Regions from separate parts of the Homo sapiens genome. Here region 2 is linked to region 1. Evidence: read pairs that join two places in POLR2A ChIA-PET (ENCODE). Cell type or tissue: MCF 10A. All regions are shown on one strand. Links, peaks and the distances in the headings refer to the core of each region. The heading gives the core; the rest is flanking DNA.

Region 1 (5,388 bases), core at 264-5,263:
GCTTTCAAAAACACCAATCTCATGTCTTTTACATTCTTGGCCTGGAATTGAATTATGTGAATCTACTGGTTTTGTTTTCCACCCTCTTTATAAGATCTGCTATATCTGGTCCTGATAACACAAGGTCAAGGTCCAGGAAAGAACAAATGTCAATGCTTTCTTTCCTCATGGCCCTTCATTATAGCCTTAGTGAGTCCTTTCACGCATCCATGTCCACACATCTCTGTTTCTCATCAATACAGCCTGTGTGTTTTGAAAGCATGCAATTTATGCCTTTATATCCCTGCTTCTCTTTTTCCTATCAGCAAAATCTATGTGTTTTTTAGGAATTAAATAAGTATATTTTTCTTATATGTATTGGTCATTTTCTATATTTGAACAGTAAGTTCTACTCAACGTATATCTGTGCTGCAAAATTAATTTTCGTACTCAAATTTTGAATGGTGTTTCTTAAAATGACTTTTTTAACACTTTCTAATGAGGTGGTTTTTATTGGCTGACATATACCATTCCTCTAGAATGTTGCTGTGAACTAGATGTGAATTTATGAAGGTGATGAAAATAGCAATTAAGCTAAGAACTACTTCTGGCAGGTAAGAGCATGGTTAATTATTTTCCTTAAAGAAATGCACAAATATATTAGGTTGGTGCAAAAGTAATGGCATTGAAAGCAATGGCAAAAACCGCAATTACTTTCGCATTAGCCAAATACATAGCCAAACAACTTTTGGAAGCCAGACTAACCTGCTGGACATGCTGAACCAGTTTTAGTCTATTCCAAAAGTGGAAAGCGACATGTATGATTCATTCCTGAGACATTTCAAAGAGCCAAATATGTTTATACATGATATAGCATGTCAATATCTTCATGAAAGCTTTTGACTTGCCTTTTTACAAAAGTCTATATGCTGTTTACAAGTGTGGCTTAAGAACCAGAATGGACATGGACATGCATTGGTAACTGGTCAGCAACCAGGTAAATTCCTGTAGCGTCTTTGCTCCTAGCCTACAAATGGGCTTTTTAAGAATAAGCCTCTCACCAAGAACCCACCAAGAGCATTAAGAAATGAAAACATTGCTCAGACCTCTTTTAGCCTGCTCCCGATCTGGAATCTTGATTAGAGAACTTATTTTTAGAGTTTTCCGCATTTGTTCAACTACATGTGTAGGAGGAAAGAACACAGTATCAGTCCGAATGTGTGTCTGTGACTGTTCTCTCGCAAACTGGGGGCTGGAAGTTTAGGGAAACTGTTTTCTCGGATCCAAGCAGAATCTGGATGTAAACCATTTCTAGACTAATATCGGTTTAATTAATTCTTGTGAATCTCCAAAGATTCTACAGCTTGTTTTGGGATACAGCAATTGTTACACCAACCCACCCAATGTAACCTTTATTTTCTGAGGCCACACTTGGGGATTTTGGGTACATGGATAACAAGTTCCCACCCTGTCCTTTCTTTATAAGGACAACCAACGTGTGAGGTTTCTCCCATTTTCATGGGTCCCGAGTGGCCTCCCAGCCCTGGGAGCTTTCTCACCCTTCTGCCAAGGCTCCAGCCAGGACTCTGCACTAGTTCTCCCCCTGCTCCTGCTGGGGCTCTACTCAAAGTTGATAGGGGTGGGGTAGGGAGAGGGATTCCTACCTCCTTCCTTCTGGTGCTTGTAACAGCTCTCTGAGCTGAAAGCTGGCCCTTAGGCTAACTCAATTTAATCCTCCAAGAGGCAGTCTTTTTCTTTAAGCTTTTCTTCAGTTCTTTATTAAAGACTTAAGTTTTCTCAGAGACTAGGCCAGAGAAACGTTGAACTGTATCATAACAAATAATTCATCACATGCAGACAGCTGCTGTCCTAACACTAGCCACAAATCTTAGTTTTCTGCTACCTTAGATGAATTTCCTGCCCTCCCAGGCAGCCCCATTCACTTTCCCTCAAAATGGCTGGAAAAAGTCTCTTCTTATTTGGTTTAGGAAATATAATCATGGTATTCTAGGGTAATAATCATCACTCCAAATTCTTGTATCATTTCTTCCAAGAAGCTTTGAGACCCTCATGCAAATAATACTCTCTTATTCTGATATCTCTGCCTTTCCAAAGTGAACTTGTAGTTTATATATCTTTCTTTTCCCCTATTTGACTAAGGTGGGCCTTGTCCATACAGAATCTTCAACACTGTCCCAAGCTTCATAGAATTCCCAAGGAACTATAGTATGCACCTATGCCCTGTTCTGCACAGCAACTTGGCACCAGCTTCTTCTTTCCACTAGTCTCAACTTATTACAGTCCTTCCACCCCAACCAACTCCTACACTCAAGATCTTGACTACAGAGCTCTGGAATATTAAAAGCAACCACCACTAGCATACTGTGTGCAGAAAAAAAAAAAGTTTGGAACCCTTGGATTTAAATGATTTAGCAAAGACAGAAAAAAAAAATGTATGCTTTGGAGGCAAAATAAGTAAGATTTTCAAATCAGTATTCAAAAATACTTTTTCATTGTCTATTAATTGCAAACAAAACAGGATTTTAGTTTGTCACCACCATAATCCAAGCCCCTATCATGTCTTGCCTAGACTCCTAAAATAATTTTCCTACTTGTATTCTTTCCACCTCCCAACACATTCTCCACACAATATAGTGCTCTTTTAAAACTAAGTCATGTCACTTCCTTGTTTAAATCCTTTTGATGGCTGCCCATTTGACACAGCATAGAGTCAAACTCCTACCATAATCGTAATGGTAGTAATTAATAATAATAATAGATAAGAATAGTAGTAGGTTACCCCTATTATTCCCTATCATTGGACTTTGTTACTTCCTTCACAACATTAATTTCATTGTATTTACTTACTTGTATGTTGTTTGTCTCCCCAGCTTGAATATGAGCTTTCCAAAAGCATCAGCACTGTTTGTCTTATGTTGGATCCTTATCTCCCAGCATGGTGCCTGGTACGTATTAAGCAATCAGTAAATGTTTATTAAGAGAATAAAGTTTTAGGATTTAAAAGTAACTTAGAAACCATCGAATCCATCTAGTCCCTTTCCCCAATTCAGGGCTTAATTTTCAGCCCTCTGTAATGCAGAGGCTACTTGGATAGCAGTGTTTATGCTGGTGGAGAACAAAAAAGAACAATAGGGAGGAGCTGTTCCCTTTCCCTAATTGATTTTACCTTACTTGTTCCTACATCAGCTTTGCTTTTTACCACTTAGACAAACAGTCATATGAGTCATTTATTCATAGCCAAGCAGCTTAATCATGCATGTGGGCACTCCTTTTTGTGTGTATGTGGAGGGTGGAGAGTTATAGTTGAGTAGTTTCCAAACTAATGTTCATCTAGCTATTTGTGGAATCGTAAAGATTTTGTCTATTAGAGGCATGAGCCACCGCGCCCAGCCTATGCTCCCTCTAACAATTCTTTAATGTAGTATTTTCTAAATTATAAGCTTTGACTCATCATTGCGTATCATAAAGATAACTATGGTCTCATGAACTTTCGTTTCAGTCATAAATGTGACTGTATGTGTTTGAACTGTCTTGCTATAGATGCAAAATATATTTCTTACTGTGGGAAATAAACAACAAAAGTCTGAAAGCCACTGCCTAAATGAGCATTAATATAATATCTTATCTTAGAAAGGAGACTATTTGGTAGTCCTAGGAGAGGATTTGGGTTGACCTCAGAGCCCTCTTAGTCAGGGCTCTGAAGCTATTATGGATTAAGGTGAATGAGAATGGTAATTCTTTCTTTCTTTCTTTTTTTTTTGAGATGGAGTTGCCCAGGCTGGAGTGCAGTGGCAAGATCTCGGCTCACTGCAACCTCCGCCTCCTAGGTTCAAGCAATTCTCCTGCCTCAGCCTCCCAAGTAGCTGGGATTACAGGCATGTGCCAGCATGCCTGGCTAATTTTTATATTTTTAGTAGAGGCAGGGTTTTGCCATGTTGGCCAGGCTGGTCTCAGACTCCTGATCTCAAGTGATTCACTCACCTCGGCCTCTCAAAGTGCTGGGATTACAGGCATGAACCACCACGTCTAGCCTTTTCTAAGTGAAAGCACTATTTTATAGCTTGCAAACACTGTTAGAAAAATCTTCTGGAAGCACGGTATCAGTTATCTGAAATACATTACAAATACAACAAACACATTATTATTTTCATTAGTTCTCCATTACTTTTTTCCTTTGGCCCAACAGATTAGTACCAAAATGGCCTGGGGTCTAGTAAAAGTTGGGGAACAGGGGAAATGGGTGAAGAGAATTAGGCCCAAAAAGAACATGATGGGCTATCCTTTTTGTGCCAATTTCCTTCTTATCGCTTCTTTTTTTTTTTTTTTTTTTCCTTTTTGAGATGGAGTTTCCCTCTTGTTGCCCAGGCTGGAGTGTAATGGTGCGATCTCGGCTCACCGCAACCTCTGCCTCCTGGGTTCAAGAGATTCTCCTGCCTCAGCCTCCCGAGTAGCTGGGATTACAGGCATGTGCCACCACACCCGGCTAATTTTGTATTTTTAGTAGCGATGGGGTTTCTTCATGTTGGTCAGGCTGGTCTTGAACTCCCGGCCTCAGGTGATCCACCCGCCTCAGCCTCCCAAAGTGCTGGGATTTCAGGAATGAGCCACCGCGCCCAGCCCATGGCTTCTCCTTTTACAGTGAAATAGGAAACAAGATCATCTGCTGAGAATGAGGATGAGGGAGGAGGTATTGAAGGCTTGAGAAAAGAAAAGGCAAGAGGTAGTGGAAGAGTGAATGGACTAAGGAAACATAGTCTGGCTATGGGCAGCATTAAGGGATATGTATTTAAAGCAGGTCCAGTGAACATGTTTACCTGTTCAGCTGTGAGATGCAGTAGTTAGAGAGCTGACTTTTACCAGAGATGAAAGGAAATTCTATTTAGGGAAAGAGAAGAGCATAAACAAAGTTTGAGTACTTGAAATTACATGATGTATAAATATATTTTTAAAAATCTTACAGGCTGGGCGTGGGTGGATCACGAGGTCAGGAGATGGAGACCATCCTGGCTAACATGATGAAACCCAGTCTCTAATAAAAATACAAAAAAAATTAGCCAGGCGTGGTGGCACACGCCTGTAGTCCCAGCTACTCAGGAGGCTGAGGCAGGAGAATCACTTGAACCCGGGAGGTGGAGGTTGCAGTGAGCCGAGATGGCGCCACTGCACTCCAGCTTGGGTGACAGAGGGAGACTCTGTCTCAAAAGAAAAAAAAAAAAGAAATACAAACGTAAGCCAGATAGACATAGTCCCTGACCTTACACAGCTTACTCTCTTAAATAAGCAATCACAATAAAATTTGGTAGGTTCTTAAAAAAGAAAAGATGAAATATAGATAGGATTGTTAGATAAAATATAGGATGCTCAGTTAAGTTTGAATTTCAGATAAAT
Region 2 (5,388 bases), core at 121-5,120, 100 kb before region 1:
TACTCTCTAGGAATGAAGGTAAAATAAAGACATTCTTAGATGAAGGACCGCATAGAGAATTTGTCACCAGCAGACTTGTTCTAAAAGAGAATGCTAAAGAAAGTTCCTCATGGAAAAAAAATACCTGAGAGAAACTTGGGACCTCAGGAATAAAGGAAGAACAACAAAAACAGTAAATATTTGGTAAATATAGGATTTTTATAATATCTATGGCAGTTGAAAGAAGAAATTATAACATTTACTGATGAGGTATATTGATATAATACATGTGACAACGACAGTGTAAAGGGGGAGGGGTAAAGGGGTCTATATTCTTAGTTTCTACATTTTGCCTTTTTTTCTTCAGCCGTTAAGTTCAGGGGTACACGTACAGGAGGTGCAGATTTGTCACATAGGTAAATGTGTGCCATGGTGGTTTGCTGCACAGATCATCCCATCACTTAGGTATTGAGCCCAGCATCCATTAGCTATTCTTCCTGATGCTCCCTCTCTCCCATCCCACTCCCCTATAGGCCTCAGTATGTGTTGTTCCTCCCCATGTCTTCGTGTGTTCTCATCATTCAGCTCCCACTTATAAGTGAGTACGTGCAGTATTTGGTTTTCTGTTCCTGTGTTAGTTTGCTGAGGATAATGGCTTCCAACTCCATCCGTGTCCCTGTAAAGGAAACGATCTCGTTCCTTTTTATGGCTGCATAGTATTCCATAGTATGTATGTACCACATTTTCTTTATCCAGTCTATCACTGATGGGCATTTAGGTTGATTCCATGTCTTTTCTATTGTGAATAGTGCTGCAATGAACATACACATGCATGTATTTTTATAATAGAATGACTTACATTCCTTTGGGTATATACCCAGTAATGGGATTGCTGGGTCAAATTGTGTTTCTGCCTCTAGGTCTTTGAGGAAATGCCACACTGCCTTCCACAATGGTTGAACTAATTTACACTCCCATCAGCAATGTAAAAGTGTTCCTTTTCTCTGCAACCTCTCCAGCATCTGTTTTTTGACTTTTTAATAATTGCCATTCTGACTGGCATGAGATGGTATCTCATTGTGGTTTCGATTTGCATTTCTTGAGCGATCAGCAATGTTGAGCTTTTTTTTTGTATGTTTGTTGTCCACATATATGTCTTCTTTTGAGAAGTGTCTGTTCATGCAAGTGATTTCATTTCTTCCTTAAAAAGAGAGAAGCTGAAGACAATTTGGCAAAATACAAAAATCTATGTAATTTCAATTATAGTGTCACATGTATTTAATATTTAAAATGTTTCAAAATTTTAAAATATTTAATATGAAAATTCTGTTTTCATGTTTAGCTTGAAGCTCAACTAGAGAAAAAGGACCAACAATTTAAAGAACAAGAAAAGACTATGTCCATGTTGCAACAAGATATAATATGCAAACAACATCATCTTGAATCACTAGATAGACTCTTGACGGAAAGCAAAGGGGTAAAATCATCCTTATAAAAGTGCTATTTAGAAGTTGACTAATATTTTATGTCTCTATAACTTGCCTTTAAATCTAATCAAATCTGCATACTTATACTTTTCTTACTGTTTTTAGGAAATGAAAAAGGAAAATATGAAGAAAGATGAAGCTTTAAAAGCATTACAGAACCAAGTATCTGAAGAAACAATCAAGGCTAGTATGCTAATACTTTATTTTTCTTTCTTTCCTTTTTTTTTTTTTTAACAGACAGAATCTCTCTCATTTGCCTAGGCTGGAGTGCAGTGGCATGATGATAACTCACTGCAACCTTGAACTCCTGAGCTCAAGTAATCCTCCCACATGAGCCTCCTGAGCAGCTAGGACAAGCGTGCTTCAACATGCCTGGCTAATTATTTTTTTCTATTTGGAGACATTCTTGTGGCTTTTTTACTTTTCTCTGTAAATTGTAAACATTGTACAGATAAAAGGCAATTCAGAGCTGACGATTTGATCTGACTCAATGAACTTAGTTCCTTTAAATGTATTTTCTTTAGAGCGAATTATGATCTTAATTATTTGATAGTTAATCATCTAGTTTGCAGGTTATCTAGCCTCTTTTTGTCTTAAAACAGTTTTTATAACCCTAAAAATTGTTTTAAATTTTAGCTATAATTGCTACTTATTAACATTACCAAAAAAAAAGAAAATTACCAGAGGAAGTGGAGGAAGAGAAAACTAAAAGTGATTCAATTTTGCTTGTTTTTATCAGTTGGCTTGTAAGATTAATTGAGATAAAGCCAGAATTTCTAGCTAAAATACGGCTTTCTGGCTAGTATATCTTCATGGTTAAAAACATGGGCTTTGTTGTTAAATTGGGTTTCAGTGTGGCTTCAAGTGCTTACCCACTCACTGTAACCTTAGCCAGGTTATTTAACTCTTTGAACTTTAATTTCTTCATCCACAAAATAGGAATGACAATACCCTAGAAGAGCATTAGTGTGAGAATTAAATGAAACAGGGTATATAAAGTGCTTAGCACATACTGAGTTGCCCGAAGTTTTGTAACTAACTGCTATATATTTAGTATTTTCTCTTGCATTTTTAGTGTTAAACGTAGGTCCAAATATGCTATGACGTTTATTCTGTCATATGTAGCTTGAATATAAAAGATTTGCTTTAAAGATACGATGTTATTTTTTCCCTATTCTGTTTTTAATTCATTTTGTGACTGTGTATGCCCATGTAGACATGTGTTTATTCATAAATATTCCTGTAGTATTCACCAAAACTCTTAACATTTAATGCAATGTCAGTTCATTTCCCTGTGTAAGAATAGCCCCAAATTTCATTAATATTAAAAAATGATTACTGTACAGAGATTGTAGGCATGAAATACTTTTATTAGATAAAACTCATGCAGCCACTTAACTCCTGGTTTTCATTAAACTACCTAACGTAACTGGGCAGTCATCTGGTGAGGTATTTCCGTGTGTTAATAGCCAGATATGAGATGGAAAAGAAATCAGCAAAAGAATGAAGTATGATGTTGGATTTTATTCCTTTAACATCTTTAGCAGGTTTGCTGTTTGGGGAAAAATCAAAATGAGTAAGAAATATAGAAGCCAAATTCCTATGATTTAAGCTATATTGACTGATTCTACACATAAGTTATTTATAGCAGCAAAATAGAAGCCTGAAGTCTACTTCTCTCCTGATTATGTCATTACTACCTTCCTTTCATGACTTTTGTTCATGTCTCTCAACATGCCTCAACTTGTTCTCTGCAAAAGAAATATGAATTTTTTTATCTATAGGAAAGTTATAAGGGTCAGTTTAAAGTTGTATCACTAAGCTAAAAGGTTGATGATAAAATTCTGAACTGGTAACAAGAAATCAGTAAATTAAACCAGTTGTTACCTGCTGTTAAATGGAAAATTGAAAAGGTGCTTATTAGACTTACAGATTTTATTTCTTTTGTTTTGTTTTCCTCTTATTTTCTACTTTAGATTCCCCAAAACCCCCACAAAAAAGTCTTAAACATAAAAGAAGAGTTTACCTTCTTTTTTTGAAGATGCATAGCCTAGGGCCCTATCTGGTTGTCTCCAGATTGTGCACCTGAGGAGCTTCTTTGGTTCAGCAGAGTGGTGTTTGTTTTTGTTTTGATTTCATTTATTTATACACACACACACACACACACACACACACACACACACACACATTTGCAAGTGGTTTGTATACAATGCAAGATGTTTATCTGTATGAGATTCAGACTTTCAAACTCTGTTCAAATAAGAAATTCAATAGAGTAGCGGATGTTTTGGGTTTTTAATTAGTTTTTTATTAGCTATAATTGATTTATTTCTAATTTATTTTTTAAAATTTCAAGCCCACAAAAAATTGAAAAAATAGTCTACTCCTCACCTAGATTCACTCTCTGTTAAACTCTATTAAACTCTAGGTACACTCACTTTATCTCTCTCTACACATACACATGCATGCATGCTTGTGTGTGTCCCTACCAACCCACCTCCCTTTTGCCAAACCGCCTGAGAGAAGGTACGGATGTCATAATACTTTACCCCTTTAATACTTAACATGCATCTCCTGTGAACAGAGAATTTCTTCTGTATGGCCACACCACCACTACACTACAGAGAAAGTCAACATTAAGTTAGTAATATCATTCAACATTGTCCGTACTAAAATTTCCCCAATTACTTAAAATTGTCCTTTATAGCCTTGCTACTCAAAGCATGGTCTGTGAACTAGCAGCATCAGCATCACCTGGAAGCTTTGAAGAGTATCTAGCCATGCCCCAGACCTGATTCACCCCAGTGAATCAAGTGTGATGACACAAAATTTAAGGAGACACTCTCAGGATTATATACCTTATTTAATTTGATGACTGCCAGATCTCATTATTTTAAGGGCATACATTTTCATTGATAATTAGCAAACTAACTTTGGGGTGAGTCTTTGAGGCCATGTGAATATCCTGTTCCTCAATAACCTTATAATCAATGGCTTTCATATCTAATGATGAATCTTGCCCAAATGAGTTATTACACTGTTAACTATTAGGTAGTGATATTCTGACAGAATCATAGGTTTTATTTATTTTCTCTGTGTGAAGGATGATACAAGTCCCAATGCCCATTCTCTTTCATAAAAAAGAAAATTTCTAAGTATTTATAATTTTCATAAAACAAATGTTAATTAGTCATTCAGAATTACAGATTTTTTAGCTGTTAATGATTTCATATACAGACTATAAGGGTGGTGTTCAAAAACTGTGTATCTTATAAGATTCCCTTTTTAGAAATAAGAGTGGCAAAGATAATTTCATGATGTAGAATAGAATCTGCAAGAGAGAATGTTTTTCTCGTTTTTTCATCTGCTAAGAAATCTAAGATTTCTTTCACTTTTTCAAGACTGCTTACTAGAACATTATTAGCATTAAGAGGAAGAACACCATTGAGAAGCTCAAATTTACAATAAAGAAAACAAGGAGCAAGACAAGAATCTTAATAGATGAGATGTGGAGCATGTATGCAATATGTGCGCCTTGAACGAAAAGTACCAAATTTGAGTTGCTCTTTGGTATTAAGGTAGTAAAGCAGTGGCAACTATATGAACACTTGGACCAAGTTAAATTGCTGCCTTTCTGAAAATATTTTCACTGTTTCAAAGCAAAGAAGGTTTCACTTCTTTTTTTCTAGCTGACAAATTATTTTCTTAGTAACTTCAGCATTTCAAAATATTCTCACTTAAGGCCAGGCAAGGTGGCTCACACCTGTAATCCCAGCACTTTGGGAGGCCAAGGCGGGTGGATCACCTGAGGTCAGGAGTTTAAGACCAGTCTGGCCAACATGGCAAAACCCACTCTCTACTAAAAATACAAAAATCAGCAAGACATGGTGGTGCATACCTGTAATCCCAGCTACTCAGGAGG

Evidence for each region. ChIA-PET counts read pairs that join two places held together with the same protein. Peaks named below come from ENCODE experiments on the same cell type or tissue, not always from the same donor. Only the 100,000 strongest peaks of a DNase experiment are listed, where the experiment ranks them.
Region 2: POLR2A ChIA-PET joins it to region 1 with 9 read pairs; 4 of 35 experiments call an interaction of 5 or more read pairs at or near these places.

What each region holds. Positions count from the first base shown.
Region 1 is chr1:93,321,788-93,327,175 of GRCh38, forward strand. It overlaps CCDC18-AS1 (CCDC18 antisense RNA 1), which reads right to left. Exons shown (of 9, transcript NR_034089.1): 6 at 4,815-4,875; 7 at 3,982-4,108; 8 at 2,848-2,942. Among named protein-coding and RNA genes, the nearest start is that of CCDC18-AS1, 21 kb to the right of the region's middle. In MCF 10A, for the core only: no CTCF peak of the experiment used is centred there; a DNase peak (open chromatin) is centred at 3,254.
Region 2 is chr1:93,220,288-93,225,675 of GRCh38, forward strand. CCDC18 (coiled-coil domain containing 18) reads left to right here. Exons shown (of 29, transcript NM_001378204.1): 15 at 1,322-1,456; 16 at 1,572-1,649. It overlaps LOC107985521 (a long non-coding RNA gene), which reads right to left. Exons shown (of 2, transcript XR_001737683.2): 1 at 5,365-5,388; 2 at 180-4,084. Among named protein-coding and RNA genes, the nearest start is that of CCDC18, 42 kb to the left of the region's middle. In MCF 10A, for the core only: no CTCF peak of the experiment used is centred there; no DNase peak of the experiment used is centred there.